Linked DNA regions of Homo sapiens: region 1 is linked to region 2. Evidence: chromatin contacts called from ENCODE Hi-C or POLR2A ChIA-PET data. All regions are on one chromosome and are shown on one strand. Each heading gives the region's core, a stretch centred on a gene start or an enhancer-like site at or near the end of the contact. The rest is flanking DNA. Distances are from core to core; before and after follow the strand shown.

Region 1 (6,064 bases), core at 2,706-5,205, 160 kb before region 2:
GGCGTGCAGCGCGACGGCCTAGTCCCGGCGTCCCACCGTCCCCCACTCCCGCAGGCGCCGAGCCGATTCAGCCGCGCGGCTGCAGTGACACCCAGCGGCCGTCGCGGGAAGTGCGGTCGCCGCGGCCAGGCCTCCGGGGCTCCTGTCTCTCGAGGTTCCCACCCCGGTTACGCGCGGGCACCCCGGAGGAGAGCGGCCGCGCGCTGCAGATGCCCGCGGGGGCACTTCCCCTGCCCCTCCCCCGTTTCCTCCCCGCAGGCGCCCGAGCGCCGGGAGATCCTGCGCAGCGGCAGTGCCCGGAAGGGCGGGGCGGGGTGCAGCAGCGGCGCTGGGCTGTGACCCGGGCAGTTTCACTTCTGGATCCTGCTCGGGCTGTGATAGGACAGCGCGGGGGCAGCGGGGGAACACGCGGGCACGCCGAGATCCGGCGCTCGGGACCCCGATGAGGGGAGGCCTTTCACTCCTGGGGTGTCACGCGACCCACGCTTTCCTCCATGTCCACTCCCACCCCCCATGGGTTCCACTTTGCTGTCCCCCGAGCTGCCGCTCCTCCCCAGCAGACACCGTCTCCGCCGGGGCTGCCGACCCCCGGAGAGGCCCCGAGCGGCGTGGGCGGCGGGAGGAGGGAGCTGTGAAGCCGCAGGCAGGGGGTTAGGCTGCGGGCTGCTGAGACGCCGAGCTGTTTCTCAGAAGTGCAGCTGCCCCTCCCCTCACACCCCCCTCACTCCCACCGCGCGCCGCACCCCTGCCCCCTCTCCGCCGGCCTCCCTTTCCTCTCCCAGGCACCCTAGCCGGGAATCTGGGGTCTGGGTCCACGCAGAATTAAGAGGAGAACCTGAGAAAGGGCGGGGGCCGGGGGTTCAGACCCAGCCTCAGCGCGCGTTATTCCGAGCCTCCTATAATTCCACAGGTGAGGGGATCCTGTCCCCTACCCCTGGGGTCCAGGATTGGAATTTGATAGAACAGTTAGGAAAATGACATCTTGAGAGAGTCAGGGCCCGGCCACTATTACTCTAGCTCCAGCGTCCAGTGAGGAGAGGAGAGAGAGGGAAGACCTGGAGCCCGGCTGGTGCAGTGAGGTTGAGGCCTGTCTTAGGAGTACCAGCTGGAAGGCCCTTCAGAGATCCCTGACTCTGGGGAAAATCAACGCCCAGAAGGGGAAGTCAAGTGTCTGGGCTCATCCCGAGAGGGAGAGGGCTGGGATTGGAACCAGGACTCCAAATAGTTGCGGGAGTCTGCGACTGTCTTTTGCTTGGGACTTCAGAGCTTTGCTGGATTCACTGACTCAGCCTGCTTTCCCTCAACACACACAAACACACACACACGAGACACGTGCACGCGCGCACACACACAGATACACAGACACACACAGACAGACATGCAAGGAGAGAGACAGGCACACATGGAGACAGACACGCACACGCAAAGAGACACACAGCTCCCCAGGAGTCTAGCGGGGCAGCTGAGGTCTGTGAGTGAGACATTCTCAGTGAGACACTGAGAATGCAATTCCAGTGGGGGTGGGATGGGGATTGGGCGGTGGAAGGACAAGCCCGGGGGAGGAGGTGGCATCGCCCCCCTAGTTCCCATCCACCACCACCCCCAGTGCTGTGGTTTATTTGCCTAGGCAGCTCTTCTGGGCCAGGGGGCCAGGGTACTGGGGTGGAGAGGCGAGGTGATGGGAAAGGCTGTTCTGGGGCTTCCTGCCCCCTCACTCCTGGGGAAGGGGGGTAGCTGCCATCACCCGCAGGCCTTTCCACTGCAGCCCTTTCCTTGGGTATGTGTGTTATTCTGGGGGAAGATCTGTTATTTGCGGAGAAGGGAGGCAGCTGCCTACTTCACAGGTCAAGACAGAGTTAAAAACAAAACCACAGCAAATTCAACACCCCGTGTCCTTCAGGGACTTTCCATGACACCTTCCTTCCCCCCTCTCCCCTAAGCCAGGGAGCACCTCCCCAGAGGGCCTCCCCACCCCAGGTGCAGTGGCTTTTGGCTTTTATGCAAACAACTGTCTGATCCCGGAATGCTCCACAGCCCGAACTGTGGCCTGGGCCGAATGTGCCCCTCCACCATCCCTTGGGCCAGTGTTTCTGGTCTTCCTGGAGTTGTGACCTCCACTCTTCCTCAGACCCTGGATTCTGAGGGACAGGAGATGAGGGCAGGAAGCTAGGTCCTTTCCCCCTGCCTGCCCTCGGGTGGCAGTTGCCTGCAGGTGGAGGGTTTGGGCACAGCAACCTAAGTGAATGGTCCGGGGTTTTGAGTGATGGGGGAGGGGAAGAAGGAGGGTGCAGGTGTGGGGTGGCCTCCACTGCCAGGCCCACCACCCTCTAGGGCATTGAATTAGCTCCCAAGATCAGGAAGGAAAACTCTTCTCAGGCTGGGAGTCCATTCAACCCCAACGCCAGTGTGGACCTCCGGTCCTGCTCACTGGCAAAGGGGGTCAGGATCTCCCTGTCTCCCTCTCTTCTGCCTGAGCTGCTTCTGCTTTGGGGAGGGATTTGGGGATGGGGAAGGCCATATAATCTTCTCTCCAGGGCTGAAAACCAGCTACTGAGGGGCCGTTTTTGAATGTATTCAGTGCTAAAATGCAAAGGCAGGGTGCCATGCCATTCCTTTCTCCTCCTCAGCTTGAGCAAGACTGGGAAACCTGTAGGAGACCCTCAGCCAGTTTGAACATTTTGGAGTGCTGATGGGAGGGAGATGATGCTGATCATGGAGCCAGAGGACGCTGGTGCCAGCCTAGCCCCACATTTGTTAGTCTTAAAACTTCAGACAATCTTTCTCATGCCTCTTCCACAGAAGACGGAAAATGGAGGGTGCTTTAGATGAGGCTGAGCAGAAGGCCAGACTCTCTCTCTACTTTCTCTAACGTTTTCTAAGAGAGAACACAATGATGATGGAAAGAAAGCAGCCTCATCCCTATGCCATTCTCCTAGGACTTTTCCCCCTAACACCTTCGGTTTGGGTCTCCAGGTATCTAAAAACTGTATTTAAATATGGTCGAGTTTAAGGACTGCAACTCAAGTTTCCCAATGTGGATGTCTGTGAGCCCCCACACATGAAAAAGTCAGAACTTGACTGTATTTTAAGAAGAATCTCTGTTGAGGGAGGAAGGCAGAGCAGTGACTTGGAATAGGGGTGCACCATGCTGAATGTGCTGATCATGCTAAGTCCAGGTCCTCAACCTCCTCCAGTTTCCTTAGTGAACTAAGGACCAGTGGAACCAGGAACCCTATCTTGTGGGTTACAGGGGCCAGCAGCAGGATCACAGTGGTAGGCTCAGCAAGGCGTCAGGTGAGAACCTTTATTTCAGTGATAATTCATTTTTCTTGATAACTGGACTTTAAGAAATAGAGGGGCAAAATTAAGAAAGTATTCCTTGGGGCGGGATGAAACCCTTCTACATCCTGACACCAGCAGACACAAATCATAAGTGATAAGGATGCACAAGGACTAATTTCAAACATACCAGGATTTTTTTATTTTTCAGTGTAAAAATCAAACATGATAAACCTAGAAAACTATCAGCAGGGCTATTTCTTACAGGGTTCCAGCAAGGGTTAGCATTGTTACATTTCAGAAGCTGACTTTCTTTAAACCATCTTTACAGAGGAGTAAACTTCACAGTTCCACACATGGCTGGGCTCCAGGTAGAACTCCATAGGAGTGACGAGGGAAAGTCACCACTGGGCAGGGAGGGCATTTCTGAGAAATGCAGATGAGAGGAGAGGCTGTGAGCACAGGCTGTGTCAAAACCCAGGGCAAGGGCTCCCTCCCGCCTTCCCTCCCAGTGGGAAGGCCACCCTGAGCCCCAAACCACATTCTGTTCCTTCCTCGTCATTCTGCAGACAATGGTCATCCACAGACCACACGTGTGGTGGCTTTGGCAACCAGAAATTTAAAATAAGCTATGGTTTTTCCAGTAGCCAAAATGATCCTGCACCAAAGCTCATAGACTGAGAACCTGAGCATGCAAAACCACAGTCTGGGTGAAGGGATGTCTGCTTTGTAAATGACCTGCTAATTCTTTGCAACCCACAGTAATTTGGTTTCTGTGAACCCACAGAAGCAGGCCCACCAAAAAGGGCCTTGTCTGCTAGCCTGGAGTATACATGAGTCACTGGCGGTGGGATCAGTCATTTTTTAGGCTGCCCCATTTTCCTAACATGTTAAAATGTGTGTTCTCAGTCTTTTCAAGAGAGGAAGAAGCAAAGCGGCACTTACAGAGTGTGAGATAGACACAGATCTGTGGCGAGGGATTGGGGAAGGTGGGTGGCATCTTGGGACTCTCTCCAGGCTTTCTGGAGTGGGGTCAGTGGAGAGATGAACAGTGAGAAACATTTGAAATAACTCAAGTTTTGGAGCAGCGGGGGGTGGGGTACTAATGGCTGAGGACTCACAGACAGTGAGGGAGCAAAGCGCTTTGACTTCCCTGGGTGCGACACCATGAAGTGTCTATAGCACGTGGTTAGCTCACGCTGGTTCCAAGGGTCAGCAGATCCTCTGCCCTTGTGCATTAAAACAACATGAAGGAAACTGTTAGAGATCAGTTACCTCCATAATTCATTTGTAAAGGAATTGCTATTATGATCTAGTATGATCTTGGGATATTTTTCATGTCTTTAAATTTAGGACACGGTACATTTTCCACTGAAAATTTACAATCATCCAACATAATGCACACCACCCCTCAAAGGTAACATTAGCTCATATACAAAATCATGGAAAACCTCACAACATCCTTGGAAGGTAGATATTGTTATATCCTTACAAAAATTTAATACACCCATTAACATTCCTATTTCAAATAGCTCAATCGATATCAACACATAAGACAGCCCACAATTGTGATACAGTATTAAGAAGAAACTCAGGCCAGCCGCGGTGCCTCACGCCTGTAACCCCAACACTTTGGGAGGCTGAGGTGGGCAGATTACTTGAGCCCAGGAGTTCAGGACCAGCCTGGGCAACATGGTGAGACCCTGTCTCTACAAAAAGTACAAAAATTAGCTGGGTGTGGTGACCCACGCCTGTAGTCTCAGCTAGTTGGGAGGCTAAGACGGGAGGATGGCTCGTTGCTTGAGCCCAGGAGGTTGAGGCGGCAAGTAAGCCTTGATTGTGCCACTGCACTCAGCCTGGGGAAACAGAGCGAGACTTTGTCTCAAAAAGAAAAAAAAAAAGAGGAAACTTGTATCCAATTTATTCAAACTGCAAAACCCTGTGTATCTTCATAACAATGGTGGGGCAAAGACTATCTACAGCTGGGGCAAGGGAGAGGCACAGTCTTGTGTTACTTTACAAGCTCTCAGAAGTTTAAAGCCCACAATTGTCCTTCAGGCTCTTCTGAGTCCATGGTCCTAAAGGGTCAGGAGTCCTGAACCCTGGCTTATTCTCAGAACCATTCAGTCGTGCTGCCTTGGAGAACAGAGTCCTTTTCCTGAGGTGGCCCAGGTCCAGCTGCTGGTTTCAGATCAAAATTGACCTCCTTCATCGGCACTTATATCTCAAATCATTCTCCTTGTCTGAACTCTGGATATAGAGGTTTTTTGAACTATACTTTCTGTGTGAACACAAAAATAGCTTCCCATTCTCTAAAAGATGAGGTATCACTATATATCGGGTTTTTTTCTTCTGTTCCTGGTGCTAACTTTTAGGACAAAGTTTCACCACTCCCTTTTCTCTTCTTGAGCTCACAAGTCCCGATGCTGACTCTTTGAGTCCTCAGATAGCCAGGCTCTTTCACATCTTGAGTGTCCCAGAGTTTCCAAATCTCTGCTAGAGTCCAACATACCTCTTCTCAGTGGGGTACTCTTTAAAGTGAGGACTTAAACATTTCCATTGTGGTCTTATCACCTGGGATTATATGTAACAGTACTATTTTTTTCCTTAAAACATTCTTTTTTTTTTTTTTTTTGAGATGGAGTCTCACTCTGTTGTCCAGGCTGGATTGCAATGGCGCGATCTCGGCTCACTGCAACCTCCACCTCCCAGGTTCAAGCAATTCTCCTGCGTCAGCCTCCCGAGTAGCTGGGATTACAGGTGTGCACCACCACACCCAGCTAAT
Region 2 (5,384 bases), core at 2,177-4,676:
TGATCCACCCGCCTCAGTCTCCCAAAGTGCTGGGATTACAGGCGCGAGCCACTGTGCCCAGCCCTATGCACACTTTAACTGCACCATCAGCATTATACAGTTACAAAATAACCCATTTAAATAGGGAGCAGACCAAGCTAAAAATCAATTCAAATTACCAATTCCCATCATTGTAAGGATTTTCTTTTTAAGTTTGGTTTCACCTCTGCCTCCGAATTTTGTATGCACACAGATGAGCTTTTCCTTAAAGGAAGTTGACTGACTTAGTCAATTTTTTTTTCCCAGACTTAAACTTTGCCCTGTCCCTGGGGAGTAATATTATTGTGGCAAAACATCCTAGTTCTGGGTTAAAGTATTTTTCCATTTTCAGTGAATTGATCATTTGGCAAACTGATTTTTTTTTTTTTTTTTGAGAGCTGACTTTTAGCAAATTGGCTCTTAGCAATTTACTTTTCAGAGAATTGACTCAGTCTTTGAAAGATGCGAATCTGAAATTTCTCCAAAAGCCCCTTGCTTGCTTAACGAAACTCTGCTTGTGGAAAGGTCCACCACCTCCAAGTAATCTGGGTACTGCTCTTGGTCACTTAAAGCAGTTCCTGGCACACTGTAATACTCTAAAGCTGCTCAGGGCTGTTAGAGCTCTTTTCCGTCTCTTGGCATGAGACCTCATAAAAAGAAATGGACTGTATCAGAGAGGTCTGAGCTATGAGCGCCTTGCTATTGTTCATATTATGAAATATTTTTTCACATTATGAAATATAATGAACTCCTCACCATATTCCACTTTGGGCTCCAAGTGAGAGTTCAACACTTAACCCTGGGGCTTCTGAAACCCAAGTACCCCAGGAATAACTGAGATCAGAGGCAGGGGGTTGGAATAATTGACTCTTCCATAAATTCCCTCAATACCTTAGGGATTTCTGCTCATCAGAAACTTCCCCTTCAGTCTTGATAGCCAAGGAACATGAAAGGATAATAAGAATCACCACCGACCTGGGAGATAACTTTTATTGGGTGCTCCTTTTGTGGCAGGCACTGTGATAAATGATTCACGTAATTTGTTCTCATTTGATTTTTTTTTTTTTTTTTTTTGAGACAGAGGCTTGCTTTGTCTCCCAGGCTGGAGTGCAGTGGCGTGATCTCAGCTCACGGCAACCTGCACCTCCCGGGTTCAAGCAATTCTCTTGCCTCAGCCTCCTGAGTAGCCAGGACTACAGGCGCATGCCACCACGCCTGGCTAATTTTTTGTATTTTTTTTTTTTAAGCAGAGACGGGGTTTCACTGTGTTAGCCAGGATGGTCTCGATCTCCTGACCTCGTGATCCGCCCACCTCGGCCTCCCAAAGTGCTGGGATTACAGGAGTGAGCCACCGCACCCATCCCTCACTTGATTCTTACAACAGTCCTCTAGAGTTGACACAGGAGGAAACTGAAACTTAGAGCAATAAAACAACTTGTCCAAAGGTTACGCAGCTGATAAGAGGCAGAGCCAGGCTTTGAAACCAGGTGCTTCCAGCCCTAAAGCCTGCATCCTTTCTTAACCAGTAAGCAAACTGCCCTCATTTACTTATTCATTTAAATGATAAACACATGAGAAGAGCTCGCTAAATTAAAAGCAGATTATTTTACAAGGGAAAAAATGGAAAAGGAAGACCATTTAGGAACGGTTTCCAGTGGAAATAAATCTCCACTTCTCCCACTCTCCTCCCACCATGCAGCTCTTCCGTGCATTTCTTAAATTAAGGTGTGTGGATGTGTACAAATCCCACAGTTTCGTTGTTGATTGGTTGATAACAATGGGGAATTGAGAAGGAGATGGAGTACAAACGGTCAAGGCCTCCTGGCTGGCCACCTGTCATCTACCTTATACTGACCTTGGAGCCCAGAATCCAGTTCATCTAACCACTTGTCCCCATCTGTGTCCAGAATGTCCATCAGGGTGAGGCCTGTTGTGTAGTGCCGGCATCCAAAGAAAGTTCTCTTCTCCCCCACCAGATGGAAGCAGCGGAATCTATCAGCATCAACAAGGCTTCTAACGGCAATCATATCCCCTCCAGCATCCATCTCCTTAACTACAATTCTTGTGATTTCCTCAAATACGCTGAACATTGCGCCTGGACCAACTCAGAAACAGAAGCCAATTTCAGTTTTTGGGAGGAGGGTATTGGTTCAAGTATTTAAATCTTCCACATTTGGCAGCCTGAGGTGTCAGGCCTCTGAACCCAAGCTAAGCCATCATATTCCCTGTGACCTGCATGTATACATCCAGATGGCCTGAAGCAACTGAAGATCCACAAAAGAAATGAAAATAGCCTTAACTGATGACATTCCACCATTGTGATTTGTTCCTGCCCCACCCTGATACAATATAGTCTCCCCGCCGCCGCCCTTAAGAAGGTACTTTGTAATATTCTCCCCTGCCCTTAAGAAGGTACTTTGTAATATTTCTCCACCCTTGAGAATGTACTTTGTAAGCCTATCCCAAACATATAAGAACTAATGATAATGCCACCACCCTTTGCTGACCCCTTTTTTGGACTCAGCTTGCCTGCACCCAGCCTTGTTGCTCATATAAAGCCCGTTTCGTGGACTCTCTTCACATGGACGCACGTGACATGAGGTCAAGGAAGAGCCAAAGGTTCCAGGACAATCAGTACCTGGAATGATTTGCCTGCCTTACTTCTAGAACGTGAGGCAGCCATGACTCAGTAAAGAGGGCTAAACATCACAGATCCCAGATTCTCCTCTGCCCCTCATGGTACCCATCTGGAGGAAAAAAGTAGCAGCTATTGCCCCAAATAGAGAAAGTGAGACCCATTTTCTACATCTCCCACAGCAGAGTTGCCCCCTTGTTCCAAGGGGCCCAAGGGATGGAAAGGCAGGCCCACCATGCCCCAGCCAGACTAGCCCCAACGTTGATGAACAGAGGAACCAGGGAGGAATGACGGGCACGGTTGCCAGACTTCACATTACTAACCTCAACTGGTCGTTTCTTCCCTTGGCTCTGATTCTTGGGCTCCCTGCCTTGCTGTATTCTGCAAGGCAATTGGATGGGTGCCTCCCTACCAACAATTTCCCAATGAGGTGGTGGTAAATTGGCCTCAGAAGAAACAAAAGCTTCCTGGGATCCACTTCCCCATCCTACCTTTGGCCACCTTCCCCTATATCCCTTCTGCCCAGCACAGGCACTTATCCACTCACTGCTTCCTCCTCTGTCTCTGGCCCCATCATGGTGGTTGACTCTCAGTTCACTACCAACCTGGGAATTCTAGGTGTCTGGAAAGACAGTACCCGGGAACCACAGGCCCATCTCAAGTGGTACCCACCTCCTCTCTGACCTCAGCTGTTCACCAGAAATGGAAGTTGTGAGAATCCCCACAGATCTCTGCACAGTTCCTGGCCTCTGAATCTCAGGAAGCTAAAATAATGAAACTGAAAGTTGTCCAGGTGTGGAACTTCCTGGACGGGTGGGTAGGGCTGGGTGCCCCACCTCCCAAGCCTTTAGATAAGCCACCTTATAACTGAGCTGGAGGCAGATTAAGGCCAGAACCCCCCTTTTTTTTTTTTTTTTGAGACGGAGTCTTGCTCTATCGCCGAGGCTGGAGTGCAATGGCGCAATCTCGGCTCACTGCAAGCTCCGCCTCCCAAGTTCACGCCATTCTCCTGCCTCAGCCTCCCGAGTAGCTGGGACTACAGGTGCCTGCCACCACGCCCAGCTAATTTTTTTGTGTGTGTTTTTTAGTAGAGACGGGGTTTCACCGTGTTAGCCAGGATGGTCTCAATCTCCTGACCTTGTGACCCACCCACCTCGGCCTCTCAAAGTGCTGGGATTACAGGTGTGAGCCACCATGCCCGGCCAGAACCCCTTCTTCTTCTTGTACCTAAGGAGTGGGTAGGAGATCCTGGTATGTATTCTAGGTGAGTGTGGGCCAGACAATGGTGCACACCGTGGCGCCCTGGGCCATGCAATCCAGTGTGTTTGGAATAGAGAAATGGAATATGAGTAGGTATCAAGTGCCAGCAGGCAATGGCTGTGTCTGTGCCAGGGACATGAGGACCATAACCCAGCAGAACCAGCTGCCCAAATGCCATGCGACGGTCAACACTGAAGACCCAGGACAACAGCAGCTAACACCTGGAGGCAACAGGGTGGGCCTGTAAGGAGCACTCAGCCTCCCTCCCCATCTCGTGCTCCCGTGTACACTCTCAAGGAGATGCTGGTCTTCCTTATCTGGATGCCATCTGGCTTCTCCACCTACCTCCTTCTCCAGGGAGAGGCCTCTGACCTCACCCATGTCCTCTCTCAGAGATAACCACCCCGGTGAGCCCAGCCTGTCTTCCAGCCTCTGCATGCCTCAGTTCTGAAAGAACATTTGAAGGGATGACAGGCCAGGCGTGGTGGTTCATGCCTGTAATCCCAACACTTTCAGAGGCCGAAGCAGGCAGATCACTTGAGGCCAGGAGTTCAAGACCAGCCTGGCCAACATGGCGAAACCCCGTCTCTACCAAAAAAAAAAAAAAAAAAAAAATTAGCCAGATGTTTTGGCACACACCTGTAATCCCAGCTACTCAGGAGGCTGAGGCATGAGAATTGCTTGAACCTGGGAGGCGGAGGTTGCAGTGAGCCAAGATGGTGCCACTGCACTCCAGCCTGGGCAACAGAGCAAGACTCAGTCTCAAAAAAATAAATAAATAAATAAATAAATAGACGACAGTGGTGGTAGTAACAATTACAATTATAATAATATGGCTACCATATATTGAGTATTTACTATATGCCAGGCACTGTGCTAATGCTCACAACAGCCCTAAGAGGCATTATCTTTACACAACAGTGGAATAAACTGAAGCTCAGAGAAGTTGACACAGCAACATGGCTAATAAGTGGCAAAGCTGGGATTTGAACCCAGATCGTTGTTGATGTTCTCCAGCACCTCACCCTGACTATACTCTTGCAGGCTGGTGAAAGCAACCAGGGCACCCCTACTCCCAGGAGTGAAAGCAGTGGCTATATTTCTCTTTCCAATACTGTGTGGGCTCTACTCGGACAGGGGTGGTGGCTGGACTTGGGCAAATATCCCACACTCCCTGACACTCACTCCAAGGGTGCTGTGATGGTGGACCGGGGCTAGAGACCCCAGGCTGCTGGGGACAGCTCCTCCCTTCTACCTGGGACTTTGTGCCTCTCCTGGGAATAGCAGCTGATACTCCCCAGAACACGCTGGAAGGTCAGTGCCCTCGTGAGATAAGGATTCCTTGCTATAGGACTCCTCTCTCTCCTAGCCATGTTGGCCTCAGAAAGTCCCCAGAACCTCTTCCCCTGCCACTCAGGCTTATGGTGGGAGGAGGAAGTATGAAAAGTCCCCTCCACTGAAAGGCCAGAAG

What was found. A loop is a pair of places that touch in the nucleus more often than their neighbours do. ChIA-PET counts read pairs that join two places held with the same protein, here RNA polymerase II (POLR2A). Pooled maps may share reads with other maps.
Region 1: a map of B cell shows a loop between it and region 2 (2.3-fold over the local background). The contact joins the enhancer-like site here to the promoter of GSDMB in region 2. A Hi-C loop is called at or near these places in 16 of 168 maps with a recorded cell type or tissue (B cell, CD4-positive, alpha-beta T cell, CD4-positive, alpha-beta memory T cell and 10 more), 31 of 37 single-sample maps with no recorded cell type and 25 of 50 pooled maps. POLR2A ChIA-PET finds 5 or more read pairs at or near these places in 18 of 52 experiments (A549, B cell, CD4-positive, alpha-beta T cell and 14 more).

Annotation. Positions count from the first base shown.
Region 1 is chr17:39,754,261-39,760,324 of GRCh38, forward strand. It overlaps IKZF3 (IKAROS family zinc finger 3), which reads right to left. Exons shown (of 8, transcript NM_012481.5): 8 at 3,458-6,064. Among named protein-coding and RNA genes, the nearest start is that of GRB7, 19 kb to the left of the region's middle. RefSeq lists a silencer at 31-760 and enhancers at 1,251-1,300, 1,711-2,020, 3,900-3,979. Within about 2 kb of position 3,956, at least 7 of the 41 ENCODE cell types and tissues checked have a DNase peak (open chromatin) inside an H3K27ac peak, as active enhancers do; they include B cell, CD4-positive, alpha-beta T cell, CD8-positive, alpha-beta T cell and 2 more, where a contact is called at or near this core.
Region 2 is chr17:39,915,209-39,920,592 of GRCh38, forward strand. GSDMB (gasdermin B) reads right to left here and starts at 3,427. Exons shown (of 11, transcript NM_001165958.2): 1 at 3,326-3,427; 2 at 1,874-2,122. The coding sequence starts at 2,108. RefSeq lists an enhancer at 986-1,475, promoters at 2,027-2,656, 2,207-2,615, 3,339-3,701 and a cis regulatory region at 3,680-3,693.